Linked DNA regions of Homo sapiens: region 2 is linked to region 1. A link is a loop called in an ENCODE intact Hi-C map of the cell type or tissue named here. Cell type or tissue: ovary. All regions are shown on one strand. Each heading gives the region's core, and the rest is flanking DNA. Links, peaks and the distances in the headings are about the cores only. Region 1 overlaps CDH23 (cadherin related 23). Region 2 overlaps SLC29A3 (solute carrier family 29 member 3).

Region 1 (2,500 bases), core at 1-2,500:
CAGGGAGAGAACATGAAGAGGAAGGTGCTCTGGGCAGAAGGCAGAGCTCAGGCAAGTGCCTGGAGGCATAAGACTGTCCTAGGAAGAGATCCTGGCATACAACTGGCACATTCGAATATCAATTGATGGGTTGATTGATTGACTGAATAAACAAACGAACAAACAAGAGTTTGTTTAAACCTTCACAGAGCCCTTAAACCTTAGGGTGGAAGGTCACCGCCACCACTCGCTGAGTCGCCCCTTGCCTGGGGCAGCCTTTACTTGGTTCCCCAGGTCCTATCACACCATGGCCAGTGCCAGCCATGCCTGCCCACCATGCCTGCCTGAGGCTCTGGCTCCAGGCCACAGTGTTCCCCTGGGTGATGGAGAGCAAGATAAGCCTGTCCCCACCCCCTAGGGAAATGTCAACCCTGGCATCTGCATGGCTAATGAAGGGCTCTTGTGTCCTCGGCCACTTCCCTCCACTCACTGTTTATCAGCAGGAGGCTGAAGCCCGAGCTGCACCCCCACCCCCTTCACCTGTGCAGAGGCTTGTTCCCTGACACGCATGCCCTGCGCTCTTGTGGGGCAAGCTACCCCTCCTCTAACTCCACCCAGTCTCGCTGCCATGACACAGCAGGGGCACCCCCCACCTCACCCTCCCCAAGCACTTGTATCCCTTCACAGCAGTTGCTCCGTGCTCTCCTGGCTTGCTAGGATAACTGGGCCTGAGGCCCACTGGATCACCACCCCAGAGAGTCACTAAGCAGTACTCAGGGGCAATTGCATGTCCCAGACACACATGCAGAGCAGGGCTAGGCCAGGCCTGGGACAGTGATCCTCAGGGGGAGACACGAGGGGGCTGGTGCAGGCTTGTGCAGAGGAGACCTGGCGACAAAAGTGCCCTCAGTCCTCAGAGCCCGTGCTGGGCTCCTGCATGGGGCTGCCCAGAGGCCCCCTGGGCGGGCAGGGCTCTGTGGAGGCCAGTCGGTTCTCCAGGACAGGAGGACAATGGGGACTCTTCCTAAAAGAGTCATACCCGAGCTTCTACGAAGCAAGCTCTGACAGGCTCCTGGCAAAGTTTGGGGTTTCATCTTTTTTTGGGTAAATAAATCCACTTTTAATAAAACCCTGAGCTTTTAATACAAGTGCAGCCAGAAAGACTGGAAACATTATGAGAAGGAATTAACAGGGAGGAATGGGGGCTCCTGGGAGCCCACAGCTCTTGTTTCAGAGGCTCAGTGATTATATTTTCAATATACTGAAACTTATTTCCAAAGACGGGGGATGGAGAAGTGCGGCTGTGCTCGGCCCGGAGCCGACCCTGCTCCCAAGGGCACGCTGCCTGCTGTGCTTCTCCAGGGAGCCAGTCCAGCTGGGGTGTGCGCCAGGGTGCGACCTGCCAAGGGCTTCTGCCCTGCACAGGAATCCACATTTCAGGGAGTAGGACGCCTCCGAGAGAGAGGCTACAGTGTGCAGGCCTGCAGGGGCCCCGCTGTTTGTAATGGGAGGAGCAGAAAAGCACCACAAGGTGGTTAAGGGTTTGACTCTGCTGCCAGACTGCGTGCGCTCGAATCCTTTGAGTAAGTTACTTATAACCTCTTTCTGCCTTGTTTTCCCCATCTATAAAATGGGTAAAAATCACAATCCCCACCCCTCAGCAGCCGATAAACGTGAAGCACTCAGAAGAGCACCTGGCACATGGTGAATGCTATAAACGTGATTGTTACTTTATTTGGGCCTGGAATCACTGTGTGCATCTGATGACAACTCAGGGGCCTCTTTCCAGAAAATGCACATCCACGTGGATTTTTCCAAAGAATTTCAGCAAATTCAGACTCCCCAACACCCCATATTAATCATCTCTACCTAGAGGCAAGTGGCTTTCTGTGCATTGTGAGGACAGCTAGCAGCCTCCAGGGCAGAACTGGCACTAGTGGAGTGTCTACGATGTTCCACTGTGTGGGGCCCCCAGCAAGGTTCCCCCTCTCTCTCTTTCCTCACATGGGGGTATGTGTGAGCAAACCGAGGCTCAGAGTGCTCAGGGATTTGCTGAGAGTCACATGGTGCAGTGGGGGGTGGGGTGGAGGGAGGCGGAGGTGACTGGGGAATGGAGGGCAGTGTGGGGTGTGCCTGGGGGACCCCTTTGCTCTCTGGAGGAGGCAAGGGCTCAGGGCTCTGCACCCAGTGCGTGTGCCAAGATGAGGAGGGGGTGAGGTGTGAGACACAGCCCCAGCCTCTGAGGCCCGGGCAGTGGGGACACAGTTGAGAGAAGCTGGACTTCTCTTCCCTCTGTGGCTTGTCCCCTTCCAAAGATGCCCTTGTCAGGAAAGCCGTGGACACAGGAGCCCAGCTGGGCTGTTCCTGGCCTCAGGGACCCACGTCCTCCTCCTGCTCAGCAAGCTCAGCCGGGACACCCCCTACCCCATTTCCATGACGGGATTAAGGACTTGAAAGGTGAACGTGCAGCTTGCTTCAGGAGTAGGAGGCGTCCTTGGGGGGAGCAGGCTGGTGGGGGCTG
Region 2 (17,092 bases), core at 7,594-10,093, 240 kb after region 1:
AGAGACCCCACGCCCTGCTAGGCTGCACCAGTGGCTGTGAGAGGGGTGGGGGACGCTCCCCTGAGGATGGGGGAGTCAAGCCCCGTGAGACCCACTTTAACCAATGAGAGGCAGGAGCTGGAAGGAGCCCACAGATCGTTCGCCCGCCTCTCCTCTCCCCAGACTGGCTGCTCTGAACGTGGTGGCTCCACAAGACTTTTCCAAGGTGTTCCGTGTGTGCTGCTGCAAAGCTGTGGCCGCTCCAAAATACCATCGCCCATTGTGTTTGCTCTCTGTGTCCCAGCCCTACTTCCCTTTCCCTCCCTCTTACTTCCCTGGACCGCACTCCCTGATGGAGTATTCCCACCAGCACTGCCTTCCTAAGAAACCAGCGGCGAAGGTCTACGTTCCACTCTTGATTATTTACTTTGTAGCCAGGCAGCTGGCATGTCCCTCCTGGGTTCATCTCATTTGCTTCCAAGAGGTGTTGGGGCTATCTTCTCCCATTTTACTTACGGAAATGTGAAAACATTTGAATACAGCTCCAAACTCACTGTGACTAGGATGGTAACAAGACTGCCCCCAAAGCAATCCATCCATCTAATGAATGGGGGATTTTATGTACAGCAGTGTTTGGGGATCGTTCACAGAGTTCACCTCCACTGGGGCCTGATTCCTGAGAGCTCCCTCAAAAGTCTGTTTTGATTTGTTCTACCCCTACAACCAACTCCACTTCTAGAGATGAGCACATGGACCCAAAGGCCAGCTCCAGCCATAGAGGAGTTGGGGGATGAGAAGATCGTCAGGGAGCTGGCAGTGGGGCCACTGTGTATGATGGTGGAGGTTGAACTTTGCACAACTCCAGGGGCACCAGACCTGTAGGCTTGTGATAGGAATGGCGCCACTCAGAATTATGCCACAGCAGCTCTGTTTACATAGCTGACTAAAAGCCTGGAGGCCTGGGGGTCAATGTGGGCCTTATAGAACCAGAGGTGAAAGGCTGGGTATGACTCAGCAAGAAGGCAGGGCTGGAACGCAGGTGGATGCAGGGCAAAGACATTAGGAGGTGACAGGCCTCCCAAGCAAGTTTCTCTGCCCCAGCAGGAGGGCCCTGGGCAGGAGACCCTTAGGCTGGTTAGTAATCTCATGGTGCTCAGCCCTGGCTGGGCAGCCACTTCTGTGCAGGTCAGCACCTCTTCCTGTTTTGACCTGTCCCTTTGTTTGCTGAAGAGGTGTCAAGCCCGTGTGCCAGTGCTGTGCTGGTGGCTGGGTGGATACAACGGAGGAGCTGTGGCACCTGCGTGCCCTCGGGGAGGTGGACGCAAGCCTGGAGCTGGAGTACAACAGATACAAAGTGTTGGGGGGCATGGAAGGAGGGGCTCTGGGGGGTTTCCACCAGGGCCATCTTGGACGGCAGCTGGAAAGATTGGGGGAAGCATGTCAGACAGATATGGCAGGTATGGGTGCCAGTGGGGAGAGAAACATTCCCAACAGGACAGAACGGCTGGCACAAAAGCATGAAGGGATGCTTCCCCACCAGTGAGGATGCCAGCGCAGCTCATCTGTTGAAAGCAACCTGAGGCTTCCTTAGCACCAACAGCCCCTCCTGAGCTGAAGCAAACCACACTGTGTTGTCCATCCCATCCACAGGAGGGCTGGCAGAACCTCAAGCAGCCAAGGCACTCAACCCCCAGAGCGCTAATGGCAGAGAGGCCCATCAGTCACCTCTGAATTCTCAAACCCACGTGGGAGAGGCCCAGCTCTGAGGAACAGAGGGATAGCTGTGCTCCCTGAATGTGAGATCTGATCTCCCTGCGCACCACTATCTCCCTAGCGTTATCTGCACCCTGCAATGACCTGGAGCTCAGGCAGGGTGTGGGACTCAACATCCAGTCTCTAAGTAATCGCATCAAAGTCAGTTAACCCAGGTGGGGAAGTGGGAGCTCTGCAGAATGCCAGGGAACTCTGACATGCAAGCAGCACAGCTTCCAGAGGGCCTGCACACACCCCAGCCCATGTGCTCTTACCACAGCCAGTGAGGGCGAGGCAGGGCTGGAATCGCTCTCATTTTACAGATAAGCAGCCTGAGGCTCACAGAGGTAGAGGAATTTCCCAGAGGTACACAGAGGTCCACATTGGGAGTGCTGGTGGCAGCATCTTTTGCTGCAGAGCAGGGCAGAGACCGGGTGGAGACATATTTATCATCCCCCTACAAATGTATAAGCTGCTCTAGCTGAGGTTGTCTGTCTCCTGGAGGCACAAGCCCAAACACTATCACTGGGGTCGCGGTGCATCACCAGGAAGCCTCAGATGCTGGGCCTGGCAGCCACATGCCTTCCAGCAGCAAGCAGGAATGTGAGACACGTTCCTCTCAGGGAGGGCAGTGTCTTTCTTCTACCTGGCCCTAAGGTGCAGGTGACCTGCCCAAGCCAGCAAATGACAGAGTTTGATTTTTTTTTCTTTTTTTTCGAGACAGAGTCTCGCTCTGTCGCTCAGGCTGGAGTGCAGTGGCATGATCCTGGCTGACTGCAACCTCCGCCTCCTGGGTTCAAGCAATTCTCCCACCTCAGCCTCCCGAGTAGCTGGGATTACAGGCGTACAATACCACACGCAGCTAATTTTGTATTTTTAGTAGAGACAGTGTTTCACCATGTTAGCCAGGATGGTCTTGAGCTCCCGACCTCAGGTGATCCACCTGCTTTGACCTCCCAAAGTGTTGGGATTACAGGTGCTGAGCCATGGTGCCCGGCCAGGGTTTGATTTCTTTCTCCTCTTTCTGCAGTGGTAGACAAGAGTAAAGGAATACATTAGCTAATCTTTTCTCTCAAATCCCACCGCCCATTCCCCTCAGCATTTCCAGAGGCCTATGGGTCTTCGTAGTTTTAAAAAGAAAAGAAAAGAAAAAGATTAAGAGAAAAGCCCCCACCTCTGTCAGTTACCCAAAATTGACGGACATGGTTGGCAGCTAAGCAAAGACCATGTTAAAGAGTGTCTGTGGGTGGGCAGCATGGGGCAGGCTTCCAAGCTCTCGCCTTACTCTGCAACCCCTGCAAAGAGCCCCAGAGTGGGCATGGGGGCCTCACCCAGACTGGCCCAGGGTGGGCATGGGGGTTCCTCACCCAGACTGTGGACAGGCCCTGGCCCAGGGGTGCCAGGCGCCAGGGTACCCCCATATGGTGGGTGAATGTGGATGAGCCACTGCTGGCCTGGGCAGGGGGGCACTTGAGTTGCTCGCTATGGTGAGAAGGAAACTCATTTCCATTTGCTACACTGACCCAGTTTGCGAACACCAGGAAAGGGGAGAGATGCTCTTCAAACACAATTTAAAAGCCCACCAGAGCCAGCTGGCCAGATGTGAGGCCCATTTTATGACGGGCCACATTTCCTCTCCTCCGCCACACTGAGAGGCTCCGTGCTAAGGGTCTCTTCTGGAAGAATTCAATTCCAGGCTCAGAGTCCAGGTAAAGAGGTTTCTTCGGGCAGGGAGGCCCCGAAATGAGCCCGTTTATCTCTGGCAGACCCTGGTTAAGCTTTCTCTTCCCTGAATGCCATTTGGGCACTTTGAAATAAGTGCAGCAAATTAGTCACGAGCTGCGGCAGACTCAGTGTCCGTGCTGCTGAGTGGCTTCTGCGAGGCAGCTTTGTGCAGCCCCCACCTCCAGGAAGCAGCAGCAGAGGCAGCTGGGCTCCTACCGGGCGGGCGAGGAAAAGCGATTCAAGCCTGGGGGTGGCAGCTCAAGGCAGCAGAGCGTTACCTGGATCACAGGGGCATGAAATTAGCAGCAGCGAGCAGGTTGGAGCCAAGAATAGTTTGCCATTGCAAACTTGCCGCTTTCGGATAGCTGAGTTCTGCGGCCTGGGATATTGCAGGGGAGGTGCCCTTGCCCTGGGCATCAGCCCAGATCATTCCTGAGCAAAATGAGGTGAGCAGAGGGCAGATGTCCCCATAAGGGGTGGGGCTGGTAACCTTTCTGCAAGTTCCAAGGCCCTGTGTTTGGAGCACTGGCTCAGGAAAGATAATGGGTGTGTGGCCAAGGGCAGGGACCAGCTGGGAGGGCTGGCTGGGCAGGGAAGGGGGGCAATGCCTGTTCCAGGGGCCAGGCAGGAGGCTAGATGCAGCCAGGCTGAAGGGGAGGCCAGAGGCCCAAGGGAAGGACAAATCTGGGGTCAGAATCAGACAGGTAAGCTCTGGAAAATGCTGGCCAGACAGACGAAGCCACTGTGGCCACCCTAAGGAAGAGGGTCCCCATCTGACCCTTGCATGCAACCGTCCCTCCTTTGGCCTCTCATGACAGCTCCAGGCCTGGGCTCACTGTAAATCTTGCTCTCTGAGCACCCCGGGGCTCTCCCCAGCCTTCAATCCTTTCTCACACCTCCTCAGGAATCCCTGCTGGACGATGAGCAAAGTTCCTGTCTTCTGGAATGAGCTTCCCCGCCTTCCTCCTTGCAGTGTGTGCAAGGCTTTCTGGAGCACACCTCCTTTCCACTCCGCAAAAAGGGCTCTTCCTCCAGCCTAAGCTGACTTCCTGGAGACTCACACCATGAATCCCACCTTTCTTGCCTGCATTTTCTCTTTCCCTCACTGCTGCTTGTTCCTTTCTCTGCTGGCCAAGAGACTCTCTTAGGTCTCCCTTTGGGTAAAGAAAAAAAAACTACTTTAACTTTGCTGCCTCCAGGAACCAGGCCCCTCCTCCCCTTCACTCCACACTCCTTGAAAATGTAGTCCATGTTGCCACTGCCAAAGCCGTGTCCCTCCCGGCTGCCCTGGGGAAACATTTCCTCTAAGGGTCCTCAGCGTCCTCCTCGCAGCCCACCTGTAACCAAGGCCTGGTCTTGTTCCTCACAATCCAGACACTGCATGCTACCCCGTCTAGAGGGGGCTGAATTCATGCCCCCAAAATTCATGTCTACCCAGAACCTCAGGATGTGACTTATCTGGACATAGGGTCTTTGCAGACATGCTTAGTTAAGAGGAGATCCTACTGGAGGAGGAATGACCCCTCAATCCACAGTATACGGGAAAAGAGGGAAGGACACACAGACACACAGGCAGAGGCTGCGTGAAGACAGAGCCACAGACTGCAGTGATGCTGCCATGAGCCAAAAAATGCCAAAGCAGCAGCAAGGAAATGTTATTCCCTAGAGCCTTGCTTTTCAGCTACCCAGTTTGTGGTACTTGGTGAAGGCAGCCACAAGAAACTAATGCAATGTCCTTCCAGCACTCCTCTCCTCCAGATTCACAAGGACACACCCGCCCCCACCTCCACACTTCCTCATCATCTCTGTCCACCTCTGGCTCCCTCCACCATCCCAAGGTGCCCCCTGAGCTCCATCCTTCGTTTCCTGCCCTCCTTTTGTAAGGGTGGGGGTGGTGGTAGGAGAAGCTCACCTCCCCTGGCTTCATGACCTCTACCCATACATCCGTCTCTTCATCCAGAACAACCGCTTGGGGGTCCTGCTGAGCCCAAACCCCAAGCTCCTCAAATCAAAGGCCTTCAAGAGAAGACTCCCAAGCAGCCCCTCTGAAGGCCCCATGGTCATCCTCCTTTTCTCAGCCCCTCTTCAAAGCTTCCTTGGTTTCTCCTTCACCCTCACCCCAGTCAATCACATCTACTGGCCCCGTCTCCACATCACCTGACTATGGCTCACGTGTCCACCCAGTCTCCCCTCGGGTTCTAGCCTCTCCCCCAGGCATCCCCTCCACGCCTTTGCTCAAGTTCCTCCCTGGGCCTGGCCACCCTCAGCCTCTGCGCCTTATAAATCAGCCTCCCTGTGACTGCCACGCCCCTCCTCCTTGCAGCCTCGCTTCCAGGCCCCTCCTGCACCTTGCTGCATTGTCCCCTCGCTTGGCTCCTTTGCCGGAAACCTTGGGGGCTCCACTTGGAGAAATGATGGGGCGCGTGGAGGCAAGGGTGGCTGAGGGCCGATTCGCGGGTGGTCTCAGGCAGCTGCCTAAAGAGGGGTTTTGTTTTGGAAGGTACTGGGGAGCTCTGGGGGCTTCTCAACGCCAAACAGTATGGGGGGCAGTGCTGGGTGTAGAAGGAATCACCTGGCAGAAATGGGTGGAGGGAGCAGATGGGAAGAAGCAGGTAGCAGTGGTTAATTTATTCATTCATCTATTCACTCACTAAAGGTGAAAGGCAGTTGACCTTCTAGAGCTCATTCACTCATTCAACAAATGATGGCCAAGCAGCTTGTATGTGCTCAATGTGTTCTAGGGGCTGGGAATGCCAGTGTTCTAGGGAGGGAGGCACAAAAAAAAAAAAAAAGAAAAAAAAAGAGTCAACAGCAAGTGGGGGGAAAAAAGACTGCAAATTAGGATAAATGCAATAAAACTAAAATACAAATAATTGGCTAACCTAGAGCCTGGACAGAGGGAACAGCGTACGGTTGGCCCTGAGTCGGGAATGAGCTTGATGTGCTCAAGCCTCCACAGGGGTGAGCTGGAGTATGAATGGGGATGGGGGGAGGCTGGGGCCCAGGCAGGTCCGGGTGTGCAGGCTGTGGTGGAGGTGCACTGCGGGATCACGGTGCACAATCCAGCGATGGCGGTTCTTCCTCCTGTCCCTGTCTCCTCTCCACAAATACTCAGAGATGGATTCATCCTTCTGCAAATATTTACTGAGCTCGCTAGATGTTGTAGACATGGGAGATTCAGCTCAAGTTCCTGCCTTTATGGAACTGCCCATCTAGTCAAAGAGATGGCTAGCAAATGCATAAACAAATAGATAATAGGCCAGGCAGTGGTCAGTGATATGAAGACAAATTCAGCAGGGTAGGTACCACTATAATAGATCACAGAACTGGGAAAGAGCTGTAAGTGAGTGTTCCCAGTCCAGAGGTTAGCAGCGGGTTACCCCCGGGCCAAATCTGCCCTCTTCCTTTGTGTGAACACTGGAACGCGGTCGGCCTTCGGTCAGCCCATTTGTTTACATGTTGTCAAGGGCAGCTTTCACTCTGCAAGGGCAGGGCTGAGTAGCAAACAGAGACTGTGGGGCCCACAAAGCCTAAAATACGAACCATCTGGCCCTTTGCGGGAAAAGTTTCTGGGTCCCAATCTACGGTCTCATATCTTCATTCCTCAAAGGAGGACATGGTCTCAAGTCACCCAGCAAGTTTGAAACACAGTCAGAAACAGAAGCCAGCTCTCCTGAATCCAGAGTCTTTCTGCCAGGCAGGGTGAGCAAGGAAGATGGAAACCTCATTTCTACCTACCTTTATACCCTGCCTCGGCCAAGCCTTCGCAAGGTCCCCTAGCAAGGGGCAAGCTGACTGCTCTGATTCTTATCCCCTTTATTCCCCTCATGTACTCTCAGGCTGTAACCAGAATAGGCAGAGTAAGGGCTCAGAAACCAAGGGGTCAGAGAAACAGGGAACCTCACGGATCCATGCACGAGTGACCCCAAGCTCCCTGAGGATGAGCTGATCAGAGGCTCAGCCACTGCTGATGCTCGGGCCAGCCAGTCTTTCCTCTTCTGCAGCCTGACTTCTGCCATGTGATAGGGAAAAGAGGAAGAAGGCCTTTCAAGAAAACACCCCACCTACTCTTGCCTGACCGGGCAGGCTTCTGCATCCCCCAGAGGGTCCCGTGCATCAGTGTCACAAGGCTGATGACCAGGGACAAGGGCCATGCCCTGTGGCCTGGTGGTAATGAGGAGGTGGTCTGGGGGTGCTCCAGCCTCTCTCTGTAGTAGAAAACCTTAGGGACCATCAGGAAGAGGGAGTCCTTAGCCAACCCCTGGCAGGCACTTCCTCAACAACAGACTGCTCCCGCCTTGGGAAGGCTGTTTCTCTTTGGAGGTGCATGTGGGCAGAAACCACAGGCTGCTCTAGGCCTCAGGTGCCTGCATGCAGACAGGCACAGACGTGCACAGAAACACAGGCACATAGGGAGAAACAGCAGCTGTCCTCTGCCTCCACTAGAGTACTCATTAACCCATTAAACAGGCAAAGGCTGTTACACAGTCCTCCCAGGCAGTGAGGACCGGCAAGAGGCCAGCAAGGAGGTCCCAGGCACCCAGTGCTGCAGACCCTTCCCAGGCTGCCTGCCTGTGTCAAAAGCGCTGGGCTCCTTGGTGGAGACTCTAATTTAGGTTCCGCTCTCTGGACACTTGTGATATCAATCATGTTAAAGAGACACTGGAGCACTTAAGGTCCAGGCCATCTTCTAATTTGTCCAGGAAATCGCCTCTGGATTTTAAGGATATATGCAGGAAGAAATAAAATCGAAGGCAGAGAGGGAGCAGTCAATAGCCTGGAGGGCAAGGGAGCGCAGCGCGGGTGGGGAAGAAGGGTCGTGAGCACTTAGGGAGAAAATAAGAAGAGAACTAGAGAAGCTGAGGCCACCAAAGGCATGACTGACAGCGTTTCAAACTAGGCTTTTTTCCCCTCTGCAGGATGCAGCAAGAGCTAAAAACAGAAGAAAAAGCCATCACAGGTGTATTATTTATTGGGAATGGCACGCTGGCTGGGCCCGCAGTTAGAATCAGAGGGTGGACAAGGGGATTTTAAAAAATGACTCACTTTTGGTTCTAATTTTTAAAAATGGTGTAGAGCAGTCATCCACGCCAGCCAAAGCAACTGGCAGCCACTCATGCACACCCAGTGGCAGAAAGCCTGAAGCCCATGCTGCCTGACCTCAGACTCCCCATCTCTTTTCCTAGGATGACAAAGCTCAGGCAAAATCCCACTTTAATACACTTCTTTCTATGCGGGGAGGAGGGGTGTTGTGCCCTTCTCCACTCTTGGGAATTCTGCTCTTAAACATTGGATTGCTGGTAGGGTGCAGTGGTTCACGCCTGTAATCCCAGCACTTTGAGAGGCCAAGGTGGGCGGATCACTTGAGGTCAGGAGTTCAAGACCAACCTGGCCAACATGGTGAAACCCCATCTCTACCAAAAATACAAAAATTAGCCAGGTGTGGTGGCGGGCGCCTGTAATCCCAGCTACTCAGGAGGCTGAGGCAGCAGAATCACTTGAACCCGGGAGGCAGAGTGAACCCAGGAGCCAAGATCGCACTACTGCACTCCAACCTCGGCGATACAATAAGAATGTGTCTCAAAAAAAAAAAAAAGAAAAAAAAGAAAAAGAAAAGAGAAGAAAAAAGAAAAAAAGAATAAAAGAGGATTGCAAAGGGAGTCTAAACATTGTTTCCATTTGGAGAGAGATCTGAGTAGCACTAAAACGGTTCTGCAGGAACACCACCTGGCACAAAGGAGAGACTCCTAGATACCTGCTCCCCTGGCCAGCTGGCAACAGGACCACCTGGCAACAGTGCCCAGGCCTCACCCAGGGAGATAAAGCCATCAGGGAAGGGTCTAGGAATCCGGGTATTTGGCAAGTGTCCCAGGAAATCTGATACTGATTCAGGTACCCTGGGCTGCCACCCCCCTTCTTATTAGCTATGTGGCACCAACGAGTTACTTACTGTCTCTACTTTCCTCCTCTGTGGAATGAGGACATGACGCATCCTCATAGATGGCTACAAAGTTAGGGGAAACAGGCAGAGCAGGGTTTTTCAAACTACAGGTTGCACAGCTCATTAAAGAATATGAAATTCATTTGATGGGTCACGACCAGAATTTTATTTTATTCTATTTAATCCTTTGTTGCCTTCTTTCTTACTAAAGGTGAGTGAGCTGTCTGCATCTTTTTCTGGAACCCTTCTCTGTGCACCTGAGCCCTCTGGCCTGCTCATGGACCTCGCTGAGCTATGCTCCCTCTTCTTCATCATGCGTTTTTCCTTCTCTGCTGGATCATTTGCTTCCACACACAAACTGCCTGCTATGTCTCTCGTATTAAAAATAAAAGAACAGAAAATTCTCCCCCTTCTGAATCACAGTTCCCTGCAGCTTGTGCCTCATTGTCCTGCTCCCATTTAAAGCAAAATTCCTTGAGTTTGCTGTCTCCTCTGTCTCTCCCCCCATCCTCCACGATGCTGCTCCCCAAGGTCACCATGAACCTGCACAAGGTCAAACTCAAGGACAAACTTTCCATCCTCATCCTGCATGGCTTACAACCAGCACTGCCACTGTTGCATCACTTGCTCCTCCTTGAAACTGCAGTCAGAGTGGAGTTTTCTTTTTTTAAGTACAGACGCAGCTTCATGAAACTGTTGTTTGCATTATAGACACAAATATCTTGCCAGGTGAGACAGCCATCATGCTCCAAAAAATTTCGAAAATGCTGATATAAAGCACTGGGGTTAAGATCACGGATACCTGGGTTGACAGGGCCCAGGTCTGAGTCCCAGTCATCACTTACTTTGTACCTGGGAGCAAATGACTTAAACTTTTCAACCTTGGTTTCCTTCTCTGTATAATGGGTATAATAAACCTATGTCTTTGGGCTGTAAAAAAAAAACAAACAAAAGATCATGAAAAAAAAAGCTTCTAGTACACAGTAGATTGCTTAATAAATATTGCTGAGTTAATGAATGAATCTGTGCCCTTAGCAGTGCCTGGCACATGGTAAGAGCTTAGTAAAGGCAGCGAATGTTGGGATTTAGTGAAGTCCTCATGCAGGAGCCACCATCTATAAGGCACACCATAACTGTCAGGACTTTCCACCCTACCTGTGTCTGCAGCGTTATGTAAATGCTGCCAGGTGGGTCTGTGGGCAAAAGGCCCAAGGGCGACAGAGCATGCCTCCAACCCACACAGTGGGTAAGGGCACTGCTAGACTAGAGTCCCTCTGTTGCCAAATCTGGGTTCCTCCCAGCTACCTTGTGGTCCTATGAGACAGGACCAATCCACCTTTCACCTAGCTGTGGAGCCTTTACCAAATAGATATCCTGTGACTTTTAAACCTCTGGGAACAGGGAGCCTCCACTCCCTGACACAGCACAGAGAGGTTACCCAGCTGGGTCAGGGCCTCAGGACTGCCTCTCTTCTGCTCTCCCAGTTTCACTTGCTCTTGCTTTGTGCCACCCCAGGTGTAGGATGCCCATGTTGAGCCCAGTTGGCCCTATCACTCCTTTTCCAGGAGCCTGGGAAATTGGAAGGAAGAGGAGGGTGGCTGTGGAGCCCCCATCTCCTAACTATATCCCTTGGCCCCCTGGCCCAGCAAAGGGGAGCATTACCAAGAGAAAGGGCAAAGGCTCTTCCAGGGGCCACCACTGGCTGGCGTGGAACTGTGGGCTTGCGGGTGGAGCTCAAGCCCAGAGCATTTCCGTTAGACAAGCACCGAACCCTCCAACCACCTACATTTGTAGGGAGTCCCATGAGGAACCCCACACTCGAGGTAGACTAGGCCAACTCCTTAGACTTCCCACAGGATGTGGCCCTAATTCTCCAAGGGGGAAACTGTCCCCTTCACTGCCAGGTTTGACAACTCGACTTGCATGGCAGGAAGTTCTCCCAGAAGGCTCACCTAAGTCTCTCATGATGTAGCCTTTGCCTGTTTAATGGGTTAATGGGTACTCTAGTGGAGGCAGAGGACAGCTGCTTTTTCTCCCTATGTGGTAACATTTTACTTGAATCATAGTCCTTTTTGTTTTGAGACTGGTGTTTCACTATGTTGCCAAGTCTGAACTCGAACTCCTGGGCTCAAGCTCACTGTTCTGTTCTCCCACCTCAGCCTCCTGAGTAGCTGGAACTACAGGCACACGCGACCACACCTGGCTTGGATCACGGTTCTTATCTGGCTACACATTAGCCTTATCTAGAGAACTTAAAATGCTTGTGCCCAGGCCCCTCAGAATGAATTAGAATTGGGTGAGTGGAACACGTGGGATGTGGGGTATTTTCTTTTCTTTTTTTTTTTTTTTTGAGACAGAGTCTTGCTCTGTTGCCCAGGCTGGAGTGCAGTGCCACGATCATGGCTCACTGCAGCCTCTGCCTCCCAGGTTCCAACGAATCTCCTGCCTCAGCCTCCTGGGTAGCTGGGATTACAGGCACACGCAGGTGGGGTATTTTCTAAAAGCTTCCCAGGTGATCCCGATGTGCAGCCAGGGCTGAGCGTGCCAAGGTAGACAGATAGCTTGGAGAACACGCTGGTTATAAGCATGGGCTCTGCAGTTCTATCACTTGCTAGCAAATAACCTTGGGTCAGTGGCCTAAAATCTGTGAGCCTTGGTTTCATTTGGCAACTGGAATGGCAGCACCTAGCTCACCAGGATGTCATGTGGAAAAAGAAGATGGCAGGTCAAGCGGGAGGTGGGTACAGGCTGCATGGCAGGGACTTGGTAACCTCTGATAACCTGTCCTCCAGTATCCTCTTCTCCACACAAGCTCATCCTGCTTCCTTTGAACACTTCCTCCTTGGATTGGGAGGTCAGCCCTTCAAGGGCAGATCCCAAGTATGCTATCTTGCTTCTTTGCAGGGCTGAGAGACTGGACCAGAACTAAGGAACTGGAAATAAGGGGAGGGGATGCCCTAGGTCCCCCACTTGCTGAACCAGGACAACCTGGCTACCTTCCCTATGGCAGGAACCCCACTTCATGTCTATGCCAACACACCTGAAAGATCAAAACTCCTTTACTGGTAGCCACTGTGACTCCCAGATCTTCTTCTGCTCCCTTGCAGAGCCATGGCATCACTATCATGGATTGGGTTGTGGAGCTTTCCTTCTCAGACTTACAATAACTAATGTGACAAATATTTATGTGCTATTATGTGTTGGGTGTCATGCCAGGTGTACCAGGGGCATAGGATGTAGAGTAAGAGAGTTTTATTCACCAGCGGGGGAGGCCTCCTCATCTGTCATGGTGGATGATAACAGTTCCTGACCTACGGGTGCTGCAGCGCTGCATGAGATAATGCAGGCAAAGTGCTGAGAGCAGGAGCTCCCACCCAGCCAGCGCTCGGTCTCCATGAGCTGTAGGGCAGGAACGTGATGGGGAAGTATGATGCAGCTCTGAAGACCCAGGCATGGAGCCCCTAACTCAGAGAGGTGGCTTCAGGGGACGTGCCCAGGGATGAGCTGCTTCTGTCTCCTGCCTCACCCCTGGGACTGAGTGTTGGGGTACCTCCTGGTCAGATGGGGGGATGGACAGGGGCATCAGTAGAGTGCCTAGCCCGGGTCCCAGCCCTGCTGACACTAAGTCGGGCTGTAGGTCCCACTCATGACCTGGCCGCATCCTGCAGTCCCTCAGAGAGGAGTCCCTGGGCAGACCGAGGTACACAGGAAGGAAGGTGTAGAGAGCGGCTGTGGGGGCCTTGCAGCAAGGAATGGCCAGGAGAAGGTGCAGACACTCTTCTCTCCGGGGTAGGAAGTAGGGCTTGTCCAGCTCACTGTTTTGTTCTTGGCCAAGGGCAGCCAATACAGGCCTGCAGGAGAGCCTGGGGGAGGGCAAGGAGGCCCCACAGGGCAGGGGATGGCTTACAACCCCAGAGCCGGGGAGGACCTCCAGCTAAACAGGTCAGGTAGGGAAGGGACAAGGGACGCTGGGTCCAGGACCCAGGTGTAGAACCCAGGCACCTGGGGTTTCAGGCTGGAAAAGGAGGCCAGACCAGGGGCAGGCTCTCCAAAGGAAGGAAGATGGTGTTTGGTGGAGTCAAAGTGTGGGGGTGGGGGGTGGGGAATCTCCAGGATAGTACCCTACATACCACTCTCTGAGTATGAATGAGTCTGTAATCATCTGTCCACCTCAATGCCCCGTGAAATTCCCTATAGCCCTTCCTAGCTGTGTAATCTCAGGCAGGTTACCTAGCCTCTCTGAGCCTCTGGCTTTTTGTCTTAAGAAAATGGTTACTAAGATCTGCATTGCAGGGCTGAGAAACAACACATGCAATACCCCTGCCAGGATGGTGGGCCCAGAGTCGGGCTCAGGCAATGGCGGCTGTTGCAGGCCCCTGTGCCATCTTCTCTTATCAATTCTTCCTCATTTATGCTCTAAATTTTGTTTTGCCCTGGGCCAATACACCTGTGATATATTTATTGGAGGTTCTTATTCCAGAGAATAGAGACAGGAGGGCAGAGTGAGCAGGATACTTTCTAAGCCATCCCCACATTTGTCCAGGCAGAAGGAAATGAGCCCGCTGACCTTGAAAGTGACATAATTTGGGGGAGAGGGTGTCTGGGTAAACCTTCCTCCTGGGTCAAGCTCCCCATCAAATGGCATCCATCCCCAGAAAATGTTCAAAGGAAAGTACAGGAAAGAATAAACATCTAGACCCACAGCTAATTGAGTTGCAGGTGGTGGCTAGAGACAGGCCAATTTGACTCTCCCCCTCCTTCCCCTAAAGTGGCCCTCAGGTGACAGGGCAGACGGGCAGCCTCTCACAGGGAAATCAGGAAGAGAGGAGGAAAGAGCTGGGGAGGTGGGTGGCTGGGATGAGGAATGAGGCAAAGAGAAATGGCCCGCAAAATGCAGAAATGCCTCAGCATGCTCGCTTCCCAATCCCGGCCCATGAATCGAGGGGTGACAGGTCTCTCATCTCCGATGCCAAGAGCCAGGAGCTCCGGGCAGCTGAAGGTACTACATCTGCACCTGCCAGCAGTTGGAGAGAGGCCATAAAGCATCGTAGCAGGGCTCAGAATGCCAAGTGCCTGCAGCTGGGAAGGGATCGCCTTGCGGTGAAAGCAGTACACGAGGCGAGGGCTGCTCCCAGAGCCAGGCCTGGACACCCCTCCCTCCAGAGGCTGCTTGATCCCGGGGACCTGGCAGTGGACAGAGGAGGGGCAGGGCAGGTGCACACGCAATCTAGCTCTGTGCCGGCCGAGACAGGCAGGGACCTTCTGGAGGAAGCCCAGTAGGCCAGGTGATTTACCACGGCTGGCAGAAAGCTGGGACGTTGGAGTCACTGGTAAATAAAAGCGGATTGTAAAGCACCCCGGCTAAGCCTGCGCCTGTGGAAATGCACCAGGGCTGCAGGCAGCTTAGAAGTATGGGCCCATCCCTCAAATGATCATCACAATAATAGTGTTTATAAAGCACTTCAGATAGGGGTGCCAGGCCCTGTCCTAAGTGCTTTTTAATACATATTAATTTACTTAATCCTCACAACAGCCCTAAGAAGTTGGTGGTGGTATTATAATATCTTCCTTTAACATACCAGAAAGATGGCCGGGTGTGGTGGCTCATGCCTGTAACCCCAGCACTTTGGGAGGCTGAGGCGGGCGGATCTCTTGAGCCCAGGAGTTTGAGACCAGCCTGGGCAACATAGTGAGACCCTGTCTCTACCAAAAATACAAAAAAACTGGTCAGGCATGGTGGTGTGTGCCTGTAGTCTCAGCTACTCAGGAGGCTGAGGCAAGAGCATCACTTGAGCCCAGGGAGGTTGAGGCTGCAGTGAGCCTTGACTGCACCACTGCACTCCAGCCTGGGTGACAGTGCAAGACCCTGTCTCAAAAAAAAAAAAAAAAAAAGTACTAATATAGTCCAGAAATATGAGGCAGCATGGAGAGTTCACACAGCCAAGCCCTGTCCAGTGCACCACAAACTCTACTGTGCCCTTCAGTCACCCGAGGGGCTTGGTAGCTCGAAGGCCCTGTCTCAATTGGCCTCGAGTGGGTGGGAGACTGCATCACTAACAAGCTCCCAGGTGAGGCTGCTGGTCCAAGGACACACCTTGAGTTGAGGGGCTGTAAACTACTCTGCGGCGTTCCTGTGGCACTTCCTCAGCTGTAGAAATGGTTTATATCCCATTGCTCTGGCCCTGGGAGGCATCTGTGAATTCCTCAGTTAACAGAAAAGGCCCTCACAGGTGTCAGATCATGGGGGGAGTTGAGGGGTGGAGTACAGGAGTGTGGAAGTGTGAAGTTGTAAACATATCAATGTTCACACCCCAGCTCAGGCTAATCCAGTCAGAATCCCTGGGGCGTGGCCCGCATTGGTATTTTTATTCCTTTTCATCGGACGGGTAATGTGCCGATGACATAACAAGGTTTGAGGGAGGCCCATCTCACACATGTGCGTGGAAACCCAGTCATCACACTCATGAACTACAAAAGGACTCTGGACTGGTATTTTTTAAGAAGCTGCCTGGGTGACCCACATGTGTAGCTGCAGTGAGTCCTTGAGATGGACAACAGGGATGCCTCCCTCACTATGGCAGATTCATGCCTATAAAACTGAGGACAGCTCCTCAGGGCGAGGCCAAGGATTTCCTTCTGGGAAGCAGTGATGAGCCACCTCCTGGGCCACTGGAAGGTGCGGCTGGGGTGCTAGCATACCCCCTTCTTGTTTCTGATGCTCCCCTGGAGAAGAAGGGCACAGCTGGGCAGCTGGCAACATCTCATCTCGGCATTTGTCGGAGAAGCCCTTGCCTCCCCGTGCTCTCAAGTGAGATCAGACACCAGCCTGGGGCAGCCGTGGAAACGGAGGCTCCTGACCAAGACTCTCATTGACCTAACTTTCGTCAGGCTCCTCTGAGCCCCATCCTCGACCTTGGCCCGACCCCCCAGTCCTGACTTCTGCCTGCCCAACTCAGTCTTAGCCAAGAATCCTTCAAAGTCAGATTAGCCAGCATCCCCCCACCTTTGAGATCTGATCAAGTTCCTCATTCCCCACCTCTGATGTATAGCTGTCCCTCCATATACTCAGGGCATTGGTCCAGGACTCCCACCTATACCCAAATCCACACATACTCAGGTCCCTAGCCAGCCTTGTGGAACCCAGCTCTCCCTGTAATCAGGTTTTGAACTCCACTAATAGTACATTTTCCATCAGCATTTGTTTGAAAAACTTCACATATAAATGAACCCCTGCAATTCAAACCCATATTGTTTAACAGTAGACTGTGTAAGTCCTAGACCTGCTTTCAACAAGAATTCTGTTGGGCCAGTTGAGCCAGAATATTCCCTTATCTCACATCTGATCAAGCGCCTCACCCCACTCAGTATACCCAAGGGATTGGTTCCAGGATCCCCCCATATACCAAAACCCAAGCATACTCAGTCGGTCTTACAGAACCAGGAATAGGAAATGTCGGCCCTCTGTATATGCAGGTTTCACAACTCACAAATACTGTATTTTCCATGTTTGGCTGAAACAAAAATCTGCATCTAAAGTGAACCCTTGTTGTTCAAGGGTTGACTGTGTAAGTCCTGGGCCTGCTTTCAGCAAGCAGAGGCCTCGCCTTGACGTCTCCTCTTAGAAATGTTCCATCCTCCAGCCCTCATGCTGCTCCTTGGCTATAAATCCCCATCTCCTCTTCAGAGTTGAGCTCC

What was found. Peaks named below come from ENCODE experiments on the same cell type or tissue, not always from the same donor. Only the 100,000 strongest peaks of a DNase experiment are listed, where the experiment ranks them.
Region 2: it touches region 1 in a loop (2.1-fold over the local background); 5 of 110 quality-filtered maps call a loop at or near these places.

The regions. Positions count from the first base shown.
Region 1 is chr10:71,574,514-71,577,013 of GRCh38, reverse strand. All of the region lies in intron 8 of CDH23 (cadherin related 23), which reads right to left. Among named protein-coding and RNA genes, the nearest start is that of CDH23-AS1, 64 kb to the right of the region's middle. In ovary, for the core only: no CTCF peak of the experiment used is centred there; a DNase peak (open chromatin) is centred at 1,402; H3K27ac peaks cover 691 bases.
Region 2 is chr10:71,324,113-71,341,204 of GRCh38, reverse strand. The region is part of intron 2 of SLC29A3 (solute carrier family 29 member 3); the gene reads right to left. LOC124902574 (small nucleolar RNA U13) reads right to left here and starts at 15,877; the gene lies at 15,774-15,877. LOC105378353 (a long non-coding RNA gene) reads left to right here. Exons shown (of 3, transcript XR_946051.3): 3 at 163-532. RefSeq lists enhancers at 12,528-13,103, 13,104-13,679, 14,060-14,559. In ovary, for the core only: no CTCF peak of the experiment used is centred there; no DNase peak of the experiment used is centred there; H3K27ac peaks cover 321 bases.